Regions from separate parts of the Mus musculus genome. Here region 2 is linked to region 1. The links are chromatin loops, found by intact Hi-C in ENCODE. Cell type or tissue: heart. All regions are shown on one strand.

Region 1 (8,000 bases):
GGTGAGCAACTGAAGACATCTTCTGTCAGTCTCTGGCCTCCACGTGCACCCTCCCACAAGTGCACACTCAACAGCACGCACGCATGTACTCACACCCACATTTGGAAACATACACACAGCCACATCATACACATATACATGCAAAAAATAGCTGAGATAGTAATGCGAGTATACAAACACAGATCTGCAGAGTGGGTCTTGAGTTGACTTTCAAATTATCAGTCTATCTAGTTAACAGTTTTTCAAATGTATATTGCCATACCTAGAAATTCTTCAAATGCTATGGCTTGCTTAGGGGGCATAGTTAAACAACATTATGCTGATTTTAATCTTTAATTGCCAAGGCTAATTACTGACTCTAGGAAGCCACATGCATTGGGAGTCTTTGGGGACAAATTACAGCTTGTGATGGAGCCATCTGCTACATTAGCAAATTATACTTTGGAAGACACGGACAGTACTAGTTTAATGTCATTATCCCCATGATGCAACAGACCTTGCATATGAGTCCCGCCTCCTGCCCTATTTTCTATACAGCGGTGGGATCTCTGGCCACTGAAGTGGTAGACTTCTGTGTTGTTGAGGGAGGACAGAAGCTTAAGGAACGTGGACATGAAAGGTGCCCTTCAGCTCAGAAGCTGGGTGAAGCCTCTCACCAGCTGAGAGTCGAGGATGACAACACAGCCAATGACATCCATTTAAGGCCTTGCAAACCTCACCTGCAAACCTGTGGTTTCCTAGGCTCTCACCAGAAACCACACTTAACAGGAAAAGATGGGTCCTAAACAAACCCTTTGTGCAATCTACGGGGCTCCTCCTGGCGCCTTACTGGATTGCAATCCCACCAAAGGCACCTTCAGTGCCAACTTCTAATCTCAAGAGTGGAGAGGTAGGGGAGGGGAGTGTCCCTTAGGAACCTGCTGAGCAGCGAACCCCAGACGCTTCCAGAACCCAGACATAGTCACCAGGAGGACTCTTGAAACCCGACTCCTTTGTGAGCAGCCCACACCTGTGTTTCCTCCCCAGCTGCCCTCCTTTTTGCTTTTAGTAAATTCCAACTCTGTCTCCTATTGGCTCATCCTGAAATTCCTGCCCAGGTGGCAGCCCAGGATCAGGGTTTCCCCCCCCCCCCCCCGTGGTGGTCTATAAAGAGAACTCAGGCTGCTGCAGGTGACAGTGTGGAGGTTACAGGGTGCAGGTGACAGTGTGGAGATGGCAGGGTACAGGTGACAGTGTGCAGGTGACAGTGTGCAAGTGACGGTGTGCAGGTAACAGAGTACAGGTGTCAGAGTGCAGGTGACAGGGTACAAGTGACAGGGTGCAGGTGACAGGGTGCAGGTGACAGTGTGCAGGTGACAAGGTGTAGGTGACAGGGTGCAAGTGACAGGGTGCAGGTGACAGTATGGAGGTGACAGTGTGCAGGTGACTATGCAGGTGACAGGGTGGAGGTGACAGGGTGGAGGTGACAGGGTGCAGGTGACAGTGTGCAGGTGACAGTGTAGAGCTGTCCTTCTGTCACTTGCTCTCATCTTGCCTCAGTTTCCATCAGGGTGGATGTGAGGGGACTGAGGGATGAGTCCAATCTTTGATGTCTTAAATAAAAGGCTCTCTATAAAATACCTAAACCTAGTTAGTACTTGGTGTTTAGTCCCAGCAATGGGATAGCAGAAGACAGGTTTACAAAGCTTAGTCCCTCAGGCATCACAACCACCAGAGACTCGCCTGAAGTCTAGCTCTGCGGGCTGTGAGGGGTGCCGGTACCATCAGTGCTGTGGGGGTGGGGTAGAATCCGCTTCTCTAAGTCACTTGACTCTTTGGCTCTCGGCTGTTGCTCGTTCCATCTTTGGGAGAGGTTCATGAGAAGGTTTAGAGGGAGGAAAGGAAAGGAGGAAATGATAGCATTACAATATCTCTTTAAAAATTAAAAGGAAGAGAGTGGAAGAGACAAGTTCTCGAAACAGCCTGGATGCTGAGCTCAACCCAAAGCACGGGTGTAAGCTCTGGCCAGCAGCCCTCAGAGGCTTCCAGCTCAGCGGCCCGAGACTCCTCACTGAAAATATCCAGCATCTGATGAGGCAGCTGCGGGTTAAATTTAGCCTTGGCAAACTCAGGCCTTGGCTGGATGCTGGAAGCATCTGAGTGGATGGATGGAGGGCCGATGGATGCGTGGATAAAGAATGGACACATGAACAGGTGGATGGACAAATGGACAGACAGGTGGATGGATAGACAGATGGATGGACTTAGCACAGGTAGGTGTGAGAGCCTGGGCTACTGTGGCCTGTGTGATGATGATGCTGACACCAGGAGAGAGGCAGAGCTAGAGGAAGGAGATGAGTTGGGAAGCCCTCCTCTCTCAGTGGCCACCAGCCTGGCACAGCCCTTTGATGGCCAAGGGAAGCATGAAGATAGATGCAAGGAAAAGGAGCCATAGAGACGGTGAGAATCTGTAGAGCCATGTCCCCTGGAAAACTGCTGTGAGGGATCATCCAGTAATGTCACATTAGCCAAGTAAGGTCCCGCACTGGGTCCACAGATATTCAGTGTGACCTTTGTCCTAGCTGTGTGTCAGAGGCCACCTCAGGGCTTTTATGTCATCATGATCCAACCGTTATTTGCTTCCTCAGTGACCTGTTAAAGTGCGAACAACTATGGACGTTGCGTTTCCTTGGTTAACGCAGTTATCGTTGCTGTCCCTGGAAGGGGTAGAGGACAGAAGGGCAGGGAAGGAATGATCAGCATGAATGAACTAATGAATGGAGTGTCTCTTGTGTTAATATGCTGACACTGGAGGAAGCAGTACATACAGTAACTGTAGCTGAATACAAAGAAATTACCTTCCCCGTTTGGTAGATGAGAAATAATGTGCCTTATTTGGGGCTTCCATGAAGATTAAATGAGAGTATTTGACATGAGATAGCTCACTTCAATAGATGCTGGGTGAACTTGGTCGTCAGAGGGCCAGAGAATCCCTCCCACCTCACGGTTTGCCAGTCTGGCTTTAGCATCCTCCGGGCCAGCAGGTCGCCTGAGTATCACACGACTACACTGCCACCTTCTGGCCACCTGGAGTACTTCAGCTGTGCTGCCTTTTGAACAGGTCCTGCCCAGATGGACCTGCAGACTCAGACTGTCCTGCACTGAGCTGAGCTGTACAGCTGTTGGAGCAAGTCACCTGGGACTTCAACAACCTGGATTTCAGTCTTCTAAGCAAGGTACGGACACTGGGGATCAACAGCCCAGTTCCCCCATTCCAATCCTCATTTACAGGTTGTTGGTCTTAACTGTGTACTGTACTGGAATGTCCTGCACACACACACACACACACACACACACACACACACACACACACACACACACCATCTGCATCCTACACCAGACCTATGGGATTAGGCTCTCCAGGAGGCCTAGGGGTGGTTCTCCATGAAAAAGGAAACCTTCTCAAAGTCTCAACCCAGTTCTGAGAATTGAGAATTTGGTGCCTCTTTGTGTCTGCTCCAGTCACCTTTAGTCTTTCACAGCTGTATAGATGACACAAGCCAGGCTCTCTGCACTTAAAATCAACACAGGGAGCTAGAGACAAGAGGAGGTAAGGACAGAGAGAAGCGAGAGCTGACTGAACAAAACAAAGGGGAAGAAAAGTGGCCACACTGAAGCAGGTGGAAAGGAAAGAAAAAGAGAGGAGATGAGATTAGGGGAGAGACATGGAAAATGGGAGCTGGGCCAGAGGCAAACAAGAACCTAAACAAAATCAGTGGACAAATACTAGAGTAAAAAAAAAATTCAATGTATGGTTAAGATCAATATCCAAAAAAAAAAAAAAAAAAAACCCTTGCAGATATTAACAAGGTTGAGATAGCACACTAGAATAAGCAAAGATACCGAAATTCCCGGTACACAGTTTCAGAGGATTGCTTTTGCCTATATAGTTGACAAAACCCAGAAAGCCACTTACTTATTTCTTGGAGTGTGGAAGAAGGAAATAGTTTCCTAAATGCTGTTGGCAGTTATGAATGTGAATTGTCACATTTGAACACAAGAAGCTGGCACCATATAGCAAAATGCACCACCCATCATCAGCCCACCATCCCTGGGACCAGATGGATGCCTTAGGGACACAGCATTGTGGACCAAATGTTGACATATCAGGCTGGTTTGATTATGGCTCCATACAGCAGCCATGATAAGTGAGAAAGCCATGCATGTCACACTGGAATTTAAGGCCTGAGATGTTTCTTTGTAAGAATAATAAGAAAGCAACAATGTTCATAATTTTGTGCCACTATGGAAAGCACAAAATGTCAGATGTGTGTGTGTGTGTAGCATACAGTGATATAGTAATATTGAATGTTTCAGCTAGTTGGCTATCACCTGCTGTGTTTGTTATTTTAAATGAATATATAGGAATATAAGTAAAGGTGTCTTAGGATTTCTATTACTAATGTGAAACACCATGACCAGCAGAGTTTATTTTTCTTACAATTCCACATCACTGTTTAGCATAGAAGGAAGTCAGGGCAGGAATGTAGGGTGGGTGGGAACCTGGAGCCAGGAGCTCTGCAGAGGCTCTGGAGGAGTGGTGTTTACTGGTTGGCTTCTCATGGCTCCCTCTTATAGCACCCACAGCCACAGCCCAGGGGTGAAACAGCCCACAGTGGGCTGGACCCTCCCCATTAGTCATTAACTAAGAAAACGCTGTACAGGCCCACCCACAGCCGGATCTTTCTCAGTGGAGACTTCCTTTTAGATGAGTCTAATCTGTGTCAAATAAACAAAAAGCTAGCCAGCAGAGTAAGAATGGGCAGGCACACAGTAGGTTGACAGCATGCGTTACTTGAAAAGGGAAGGGGGTTTCTGTGGATAGGAGAATAAAGACAGAGTAACTGCCTTAACAAGGAAAAAGGAAAAAAACATGGAAACCTTTATAACAATTATAAATTCTAGGTATATCTATAAAATTGTACATGTGTGTTTACACATATACAGTGTTTTAAAATACAGCAGCGATGTTGAATCTGGTGGCACAGTCCTGAAATTCCAGCTACTCATAAGGCTACAGAAGGAGGATCACAGGTTCAAGGTCTGTCTTAGATACAGAACACATTCAAGGGCAGAAGGAACAATTTAGTAAGGCCCTGTCTCAAAGTCAAAGCACACGGCACAATTGCCAGTACCAACAAAATTCATAAGTAGCTTTCATGCAGTAATCCTCTGATCATACTGTATAACAAAACAAACCTCAACTCTCAGTGATGTACCCCAATGGGCATGTCTCTCTCACTCTCAGATCTGGGGCTCAGCCAAGGTGGTCGAATTGGGCTGTAGATCCAGTTCTTACAGGGCACTGTGAGCGTCATTCTGAAACCTGAACCAGCTCGAGTACACTCACCTCAAGGGCAATGGGATGCTCGAGCTAAGCCATGTAACTGAATTTAGATCTCTACCCAGAGGAGTCCCATGTCTAACTCAACATGGTGGGATAAGGAAATAGATTCCTGTGGAGTTGGGTGGGGAAATGAAGGCAGGGCAACAACAACAACAACAACAACAACAACAACAACAACAACAACAACAAACTTTCCCCAAGCTTCAGTGAGAAGTGAGGCAGTGGCGGAGGACCATCTCACCCGCTGCTTGTGAGAACCAGGGTGAAAGCATTGCAGCAATGGTATGGTGATGTGCTGTAGTTGGATAATGTCTGACTGTGGCCTCCAAAGCCCACCAGCTGGAGCTGAGTCTCCGGAGTGCTGGGTTTGAGGCTGTGGAAGCCTTAAGAGCCTGGGCTGAAGGTGGGGATGCTGTCCTCGGGAAGGATGGATGCTGTTCTGGGGTCTCTGGTTATAAAGAGGGCAAGTTGGCCTTGGCTCGTTCAAGCTTCTGGTCTCTTATGTGATTTCTGCCATAGGTCTTCTCTCCGTGGTGATGCTTGTTATGAGGTCACCCATCAAAGGACAAAGAATCCTGGCTTTCCAGCCTCCAAAACTGAAGGCTGAATAAACGTAATCTCTCTGTGAAGTTTCCACCTTCAGGTATTTTGTTATACCAACAGAAAATAGAAACACTAGGAACAGTTACAACAGTGTCACTTGGAAAGTACAAATAGCTCTTTCCTGACACAAATTACAACAGATGTGGCATTTGTCAGTGGGAGAGCATAAAGTGGCACAAGGTTTCAGAAATGTTTAACGATATCTCTTGAAACATAAAACTTAGTACTTTTTGCTCTATAATTTATCTCCTACAAAGAAATTTGTCTGTGGATATACCCACTAAATTATATCAAGTAAAGCAATATTTGTACAAAAGAAGAAGAGGAGGAAGAGGAGAAGGAGGAGGAACAAAGACCTGATTAAACAAACCATATTTGTAGTTACATTTCATTGCTGGGATAGAATATGTCAGCAAACAGCAGCAGTGTAGGAACTTACTTTGGTTTACAGTTCCTGAGAGAGTCCACCCTGCCAAGAAGGGCATGGCCACAGGTGGGGAAGACAGGTGAGGCAGGAAGCTGGCTGAACCTTTCTATCCACACTCAAAAAACAGAAGAGAGGAAACAGGAAGTGGGGCAGGAAACAGGAAGTGGAGTGAGGCTATACACCTTCTAAGCCCTGCCCTGGGTCATATATGTCCCCCAACGAGTCTCCACCTCCTAAGGGTTCCACAATCATACTAAACAGCAGCACCGACAGACACCTCCTGCCCAAGTCCATGAACCTGCAGGGAGCATTTCTCATTCCGACCACTACAAAGTAATGTCCATGCATTGTACATAGATATACAGAGCTTGTACATAGATATAAAAATATCTTCAAGGCACACTACTTACAAAATCGAAGTTCAGGGGAAAAAAGAGCTAAGAACACACAGAGAAAGGAGTGTACCAATTGCCAATGGGTATCAAGCTATTCTCTACTTTATAGTAACCGGGTTGGGGATCTCACTGTAACAACAAGATACAGTTTCACCCTCAGAAAACTTACGAAAACTGCTTCTAATAAGACTGGCCATTGGCACAAGCATGAGACACCAGGGGCTCATACACACTGGTAATTGTGACAGGCCTGGTACCCAGTGCTGCTGCCCAGACTTGAGATAGTTGATAGCGCAGAAAGAAATGGCAAGAGCGTTCATTTTCTTTCTTTCTTTTTTTCTCTCTCTTTCTTTCTTTCTTTCTTTCTTTCTTTCTTTCTTTCTTTCTTTCTTTTTTGATTGTCATAATAATCTAGAACAAATATAAACTGCAGATTGTAACAAAGCTCTTAAAGGTGGCTTTCTCATCACTCACTGGGGAATGTGAGGTTACACGGGCTGAAGATTAGAACAGTTAAACCCGTTAGAGTTGAAGGGGTTAACAATCAGCACAGACTGATCAGTCAGCCGAAGCGGGTCTCTACCAGCCACCAGCCTCTAGACGAGGCGCTTTCAGTGTTCTGACAGATGAATGCATGGCCTGCTCCACTGGGCAAACTCTTTATCCAACACGGTGCCCAACCAGCTGATACATTGGACAAAAAATAATAATAATAATAATAATAATAATAATAATAATAATAATAATAATAACTGAGAGACTTGACATCCAGTGAGATTGCTTACTGGGTAAAAGCACTTGTCACACCAACCTGATGATCTGGACTTGACCCTCAGAATCTATAGTGGAGGGGTAGAACCAGCTCTCAACAGTCATAGAATATATATTACAGAGAGAGTGTTGGGAGCCGCGCCCACATTCGCCTTTACAAGATGGCGCTGACAGCTGTGTTCTAAGTGGTAAACAAATAATCTGCGCATGTGCCGAGGGTGGTTCTCCACTCCATGTGCTCTGCCTTCCCCGTGACGTCAACTCGGCCGATGGGCTGCAGCCAATCAGGGAGTGACACGTCCTAGGCGAAGGATAATTCTCCTTAATAGGGACGGGGTTTCGTTTTCTCTCTCTCTTGCTTCTTACACTCTTGCTCCTGAAGATGTAAGCAATAAAGTTTTGCCGCAGAAGATTCTGG
Region 2 (8,000 bases), 610 kb before region 1:
CTGATAGCCTATCAGAGGTAAGGTAAGACCCTATTGCTGAAGACACCATCCTCCCCAGACACAGGACTTGGAGAAGTAAGCTGGAATTGGCCTGAAAGTCTCCCTGAGGACTGGCTCTCATAATATCTAAAGGTGCTACACAAGCTGCCAAAGGAGATAAGCAGTGAAGGGTCCTTTCCAGCTATAAAGCCTGTGTTTCGCAATAGCAAGGTATGCTCAGCACAGCAAGGTATCCCTGAGAGTGCAATCGTGGCACTTACATATTCTGAATAATCAATAGCTATCCTACTAGACTGAGGGTCCACTTAATAGCAAGACAAACATACTAACAGGGTAGAAATTAATACAGATGAGACTAGGAGAACAGAGCGTAGAACTCAGTCAATCACAGTTGGTTCTTTGAAAACTAAATGGGATTGACAACTCTCTAACCAACAAAAGGGAAAGGGGGCTGAGTTAATAAATTAGAAGTGACCAAGAGAAGGAAAGGTACTGGAGCCTCCAGTGAGACCTAACCGTTAAAGAAAACTCCAATTTCATGGCCCCAAAGACTGAAAGATGGAAAAGAAGTTGATAAATCCTAGATGCATGCAACCTACAAAACTGAAATCTAGAGCATGTAAACAAGAATTAGAGCAGAAATGAAGTGCTGCCACACAAAGAAAAGTTAGGAATGGAAGAACCCAGTGCCAGCTTCTACCAAAGCCTAAAAGGGTTAACACGAATGCTTTCTGACCTAAGGAAAAATTTTAGCCGCCCTCCCCCCCCCCCCGCATGTCTTAGTTAGGGTTTTACTGCTGTGAACAGACACCATGACCAAGGCATCTCTTTTTTTTTCATTTTTTTATTAGATATTTTCTTCATTTACATTGCAAATGCTATCCTGAAAGTCCCCTATACCCTCTCCCTGCCCAGCTTCCCAACCCACCCACTCCCACTTCCTGGCCCTGGCATTCTCCTGTACTGGGGCATATGATCTTTGCAAGCCAAGGGCCTCTCCTTCCATTGCTGGCTGACTAGGCTATCTTCTGCTATATATGCAGCTAGAGACACGAGCTCTGGGGGTACTGGTTAGTTCATATTGTTGATCCACCTATAGGGTTGCAGACCCCTTTAGCTCCTTGGGTACTTTCTCTAGCTCCTTCATTAGGGGTCCTGTGTTCCATCTAATAGATGGCTGTGAGCATCCACTTCTGTATTTGCCAGGCACTGGCATAGCCTCACAAGAGGTAGCTATACAAGGGTCCTGTCAGCATAATCTTGCTGGCATATGCAATAGTATCTGGGTTTGGTGGTTGTATATGGGATGGATCCCCAGGTGGGACAGTCTCTGGATGGTCCAAGGCATCTCTTATAAAAACAACATTTAATTGGGGCTGGCTTACAGGTTCAGAGGTTCAGTCCGTTGTCATCAAGGTGGGGCATGGCAGTGTCTAGGCAGATGGTGGGATGGGAAGAACTGGGAGTTCTATATCTTCATCTGATGACTGCTATGAGAAGACTGACTTCCAGGCAGCTAGGAGGAGGGTATTAAAGCCTAAGCCCACAGTGACATACCTACTCCAACAAGGCCACACCTCCAAATAGTGCCACTCCCTGGGTCAAGCATATACAAACCATCACACACCACATAACATTTTAATTAATTCTCTGGGAGTTTCATATCATATACCCCAATCACAATACCTTTCCAGTCCTTCCATGTCTGCCCTCTATTATCTCCCCCACCAAAGAAGTAAAAAAGAAAAAAAAAACAAAACAAACAAACAAAAAAATACAACAAAAACCAAGTCCACTTTGTGTTATCTATATACTCACTGGAACACGGTCAAATCCTTAGTGGCGTGCACCTTAAATAGAACTGAGTCCTTTCCTCACCTGCACCCTGGCCAGAAGCCATCAATTATGGAGGGCTACATTTCAGCATCCCATCACACTTTTTAAGAGTTCTCTTCAGTGCCTTCCTGTCTAGGCTGTTACTGTTTGGGGGGTGGGGTGGAGGTTGGGGTGGGTGTAGGGGTTGTCATAGAAGATTGTATGTCCTCCCTCTCCACTGTGGGTATGCAGTCATCCATCTAACAGCAAAAGTAGCTTCCTTGCTCTTCACAGTCAATGGGAACAAAGATCATGGGCTTCTACACAGTTTCCAGTGACGTCATAGACCATGAACAAGGTCCTTGTTGCAGTAGGACCCCAGACCCAAACAAGACCCTTGCAGGCTGCCCCAACTGCCTGTGGACATATCACCTTAGGTGGCTGTGCAGGCTACTCAGACCAGTATGTACTCCTTCCCTGCTTCCCCCCCCCCCCCCCACGCTGGGGACAGCATGACCCAAGGAGATCAACATGGCTCCGGGTAGTAGACCACAAACCACAGACCTCTGCCTGGCCTTTGATGGTAAATTAGACCATGAACATCAACACACACCTTGGTGGCAATAGGACCTTTGTCCCAGATGTGGCCCTCAATGGCAGCAAGGACCCAGCATGGGTGGTTGCAGGCCTGGCTGGCTTATCAGACTGTTGGCTCTTCTGCCTGCACATCAGCCCCAGGTGGGGGGGGGTGTTCAATTTTTTTTTCCTGATGAATACTGATGCAAAAGTTTTCAATTAAATTATTCCTAACTTGACCTGGCTTGGAGGCACAAACCTTTAATCACAGCAGCTGGGAGAGAGAGACAGGCATATCTGTGAGCTTGAGGCCAGCCTACTTTACAGAGTGAGTTCTGGACTACACAGAGAGACCGTGTGTGTGTGTGTGTGTGTGTGTGTGTGTGTGTGTGTGTGTGTGTGTGTGAGCGTGCATGCTCTCTCGTGCACATGTACACACACACACACACACACACACACACAGAGCTATTGAAAACTGAATTCAAGAACACACCAAGGAGATTATGCACTGTGACTTAGTTGTTTTTACCCTGAGATGCAGAATGGTTCAACATACATAGCCCAAAACTTATAATGCAAGATATAAATAGACTTGAGGTAAAAACAGAATCACATGGTCATTTCTATCAATGCTAGTCAGACCCTTGGCAACACTCAACATCACTTTGTGATAAAATCCCAGAACAAGCTAGGAATAGAAAGAACATAGTTAAACACAACAGAGGTTGTATATGACCAACCCATAGTTAATCTTATAATAAATGAGGAAAAGCTCAGAGCACTTTTCTTATAGTCTGGGTGGAGTGAAGGATACACACTCCTTCCATCCTTATTGCATACAGTACACAATGGTTTAACCAGAGGAATAAGACAAGAGAATTATGTTTGCTATAACTATTCGTCTACAAGACTCTGTGTGAATAGAAGTCCTTACTACCCTTGAAGCATACACCCAGGACTAAAATTGCTGGGTCACAGAATGGCTCTGTCTATCTTACATGGATTTTGAATATGACAGGGAAACTGGTTACCTGGAGAATAATGAACAGGGTGATTGAATACAGTGGACAAAACGCTGTAACCATGGGTCTCCTAAATTCTACAGTGCACACCGCTGAGTAAGGAGTCAGGAGTGATTAATCCATAGACTGGTGAAATATTCCCTCACAGAAATACCAGTTTATCAGGTTCACATTGCTAGGGTGTGGTGTAACCTAGACCTGCTAGAGATGATGCAATATTTGAATTTCAGCAACCCCCCCCCCCAAAAAAAAACCAAAAACAAAAAACGGATGGAAATTCCCCACATGAAAATGAAGCAGGGCTGGTGAGGTGGCTCCCTTGACAAAGCATTTGCTTCAGGACATGATGACCTGAGTTCGATCCCCAGTACCCACAAGGTGGAGGGAGCCAATCTGCTCCTGCAATTGTCGTTTGATCACAAGGACAGCACAACACCCAGTGAATAACAGATAAGTGGAAAGCAAAATGAAGGAAGTAAAAAGCAGCTGTTTAGTGGTAGTAGTTTGATGTCCATTGCAGTGGACTATGAGTTCTTTACTAACTCAAAAACTTCTATATAGCTAGAAGAAACGAACAAACAAAAACAAAACAAAGAAAGAAAGAAAAAGGAGACAAGGTTAAATCACTAAGTGCCCACAGAAGCCAGAGAAATGATGAATGAGTTAACAAATCAGGCCTCTCTGGGTGCCCTGCTTCAAAGAACCTTGGCGAATGTGGTAGTCTCCAGAATATGTCACTTAAATCCAGACTTCGTAAAAACACAAAATGACAACCACGGAAAATGTACTGACATTTAAACCAAGCCCTGGGCGACGATGGGTAAGCTCCTGTAATAAAGAAAAGAGAAAAGAGACCGAGAAAGAAAGGGCGAGGGAAATCGGCTACAGGAAAAAACCCCAGACTTTCAAGCTGATAAACTTGAAGAGCAGGGAGTGTGATCTAAGGCGCCTCGTTTTAAAATACCTCAAAATTACCACAAGGTGGCGCTCTCGGGAATTTGACGCTCCAGACAATCCTGCTTCCCTGAAGTCCCGCTTTGTAGAAGGGTGGGCTGAAGGAGATGAGCCAGGCAAGGCTGCTGTGCCCTCTTCAAGGCCTGGGGTAGCTCTTTGACTTCCAAGCCTAATCTTACTCTCAGCGCGAGATCCATTAAAAACAGATCTTGGTGAGGCAGTCTGAGTCGGTGCTGCTGACCCCTACAGGCCACACTTGGAGTAGCAAAGGCTTAAACAACTGGAGAAATGAAGACTCGAATCTATCATGTTTAGAAAATTGTTTACAGAACAGCCTCTGTTCTGACCAATGGGATGATTCCATTACTAAGGTATAATGTTTGGGTTGTGACTTCAAAATACACGAGTATCTTCTACGTATTTCTGGATAGAATATCGACACAGGGATTAGTTCTTTTGGTTCGCCTAAAAGAGGACATTAACCTTGGAATGACTAAGCAAAACCACGAAAGCAACTTCCTCTCCTTCTCTCTCTCTCCCTCCCTGCCTCCCTTCCATCTTTTCCTCCTCACTCTCTCTCTGTTCCTCTCTTCCTTCTTAACAGAGTCTCACTAGGCTGCCCAGTCTGACCCCAAACCCAAGATTCTCACGCCTCACCCTTCTGAGGGGTTTGTTTGTTAATAGAGAAACCTAAAGCTGCAACCTTTTAAAACTCCTGCTATCCAGAGCCCAGCAAATGGAAGCGAGTCTCCTCTGCCAAAGCCAGGCTGCTAATTTATTAAGTCCAGTTAGAGGGACAGAATTCACGTGACTTAGGAAGCTGAGCGGCTTGTGGAAATGTTGACAGTGTGCCGAGGACCAGACACTAGGTGGAGCTTTCAGAAATGACTCTTGAAACCACAGTACAAAATGGTGTCACTGGGCAGCTGCTGTGTTGGCCATGTCCTGGTGAGGACGTCACTCTGAGCAGGAAGTTGTCAGGATTGCTGTGTGCTCCACAGGTCTGCCCCTGCTGCAGTGTGTACCAGGAAAACCAGGCCCTGTGGACTCATAACAGTCAAAATAGCAGTGACTGGCACTGAGACCTCTGCCCATCTAGTGGCAGAGAGGGCCAGTTCCAGAGGTGCCTGCCAGCTAAGGCTTGTACTGATGCATCGGGTTGGCTACATCTAAGTCTAACTTAAAACCAAATCTAGGTCCAGTACCTGGGAGATGGAGGCAGGGGGATGGATGAGGATCCAAGATCACACTTGGCTATGTGGGAAGTTTGAGACCAGCCTGGGCTACCAGAGACCCTATGTGAAAAAAAAAAACATCTAAATAATATATCTACTGTGGAATATGGAAAACGTAGTTTTCAGCTTTCTGGACTCAAAGGCTCAAGAAAATACTGTAAGCAAGGGAAGTCTGGAACCCTCTGCCCTCAAACTTCACCAGAATCCAGAGAAAATAGAGAAGAGCAATAATGAAATTGTGGAGCTTTGAATAAGAAGGGGCCCATAGGCTCATATTTGGATGCTTAGGGAATGGCACTAGGAGGCGTGGCCTTGTTGGAGGAAGTGTGTTATGGAAGTTGGAGTGGGGTTGGGGAGGTTCAGGGGTGGGGATAGGTGGGTAGTGGGTGAGTAGTGGGTGATTGGTATTTCAAATACTCAAGCCAGGCCCAGTGGCTCTCTCTGTTCCTGTTGTCTGCTGTTCCAGATCTCAGCTACCTCTCCAGCACCACATCTGTCTGCATGCTGCCAAGTTTCCTTCCATGGTGATAATTGGACTAAACCTCTGAACATAAGGCATTGCCAATCAAATGCTTCCCTTTATAAGAGTTGCTGTGGTCGTGGTGTCTCTTCACAGCAATAGAAACCCTAACCAAGACAACTATTTCTGACAGTTCAGTATGTGCAAATCAGCATGTTAACACAACGGGATAGAAAGGGCCTTTCAGTAACTAACAGCCTGGGAACTGGCTTATCATTTTGGAAATGTTTAGAGAACATACCAGGTGAATTCTGCATAGATCAATACTGTAAATGTGAACTGCACAAGCATAAAATATGTACTGCGTATATGGTATAGGTATTTCTAAGATTACTTGAGAATTTGGGTGGAAATTTTGGAATGGTTTATGAGACAGTTTCATACTCTAGTACAGGCTGGTCTGGAACTTTCTGTGGAGGCCAGGATGGTCTCTAACTTCTAATTTCAATACCTCGTTTTCAAAAATGGCTAGAATCTATAGATAGAAAATCAGTAAGAAACAGTGAACTTGAACATAAATGTAGACAAATTGATGATGGCCACATAGCAGACATTACACCCTAAGAGAATAGAGTGCCCATGTTCTCCAAGTACACAGACCATTTTCCAGGACAGATCACAGATCAGGTCTCAGAATAAGTCTCAAAAATGTAGGAAGACTGAAGTTACACCAGGAATCTTTCCTGACCACAGAGGACAAACTAAAACCCATTAATAGAAGCAACACCACAAAATCCTCACTTGCGAATGCATTTGGGAGACAATGCAGGGACTATTTGTCTTCTTCCCTGTACAACTCTTAATCTTAATGACCATTAAACACTATAAATCAAGTTATTTAGGATATAAGATATTTGAAGGCAGAATCGGAAGTAATTTTGTATTCTCCGTGTCTCACAAGCAGCAGCTGGTAGGATCCAGTAACTGTCTGGGGAACAAAAGAATCGTTCTTATTGTTAAATCCCACCATCCTGTGTAAGACCTCTAAAGTTCATTTTATCCATTTCAAAAATTCTACCATTATCCCAAACTCAGAACTAATGTCTAGGGGGCCTGGTAGCCCATTTAAATCTCTAAGCCTATTTAGAATTGATCCTTTGGTAAGTTGGAGAATTCCTTTAAGGGCATTTAAAGTTTTAGGTTTTTTTTTTTTTTTTTTTTTTTTTTTTTTTTTTTTTTTAGTAATTTTTAGTTATATTTTTAAAAGCCACAGGATTCAAAGTTTGCCATCGTAACAACGTTGGAATGGTTTGTTGGAACTCAGTATTTTCATATTCTTGTGTGATAGATTTCAAGAATCTTTTGCTTTAGAAAACTGAACCTTGATTATACTTGATTAAAAATAAAACACATTTTCTCCATTTCTTTCCTCCATGCTGCCCTGACTACCATTATTCTACATCCTGAGTATCTGACTACTTTAAAGACTTCACATGAGCAGAATCAGATGGTATGTATCATATCTTGGCTGGCAAAAATCACTATCGCAGAATCCTCAAGCTTGTCCAGTTTTGCCCTATTTAAAGGCTGTATAATATTCTCTTATGTGGATGCTCTGTTCTTTGCTCCTCTGTCTGTAGATAGACATCTCTTCAGGCTGCTTTCACCTCTGGCTACCATGAATGACGCTACCCTGTGCGTCGTATATCTAGATATCCCTTTGAGATCTTGTTTTCAACAGTTTGCAAAGAAAAGGAATAATTTTTAAAAAACAAACCCTCTGCAAATCAAATAGATTTCAGCCAACGGCCGTTAGCTGTCAATTTGCAGCCCAAATTATTCCTTTGTAGTTTATTTCTATAGTAGAAGATAGTAGGAAAGCCACAGTAGGAGTGACAAGGAAGAGAGAGCTCCAAACCAAGTCTGATGAGGTGAGGT

What was found. Peaks named below come from ENCODE experiments on the same cell type or tissue, not always from the same donor. Only the 100,000 strongest peaks of a DNase experiment are listed, where the experiment ranks them.
Region 2: a loop joins it to region 1, with 15 times the contacts of the local background. A loop is called at or near these places in 19 of 42 quality-filtered maps.

Annotation. Positions count from the first base shown.
Region 1 is chr12:32,894,620-32,902,619 of GRCm38, forward strand. The region is part of intron 2 of Gm33484 (a long non-coding RNA gene); the gene reads right to left. Among named protein-coding and RNA genes, the nearest start is that of Gm33484, 11 kb to the right of the region's middle. In heart, no CTCF peak of the experiment used is centred here; DNase peaks (open chromatin) are centred at 2,092 and 3,062; H3K27me3 peaks cover 1,120 bases.
Region 2 is chr12:32,287,693-32,295,692 of GRCm38, forward strand. No RefSeq gene overlaps it. Among named protein-coding and RNA genes, the nearest start is that of Gm33308, 45 kb to the left of the region's middle. In heart, a CTCF peak has its summit at 4,542; DNase peaks (open chromatin) are centred at 4,579 and 5,389; H3K4me3 peaks cover 802 bases; H3K27ac peaks cover 1,242 bases.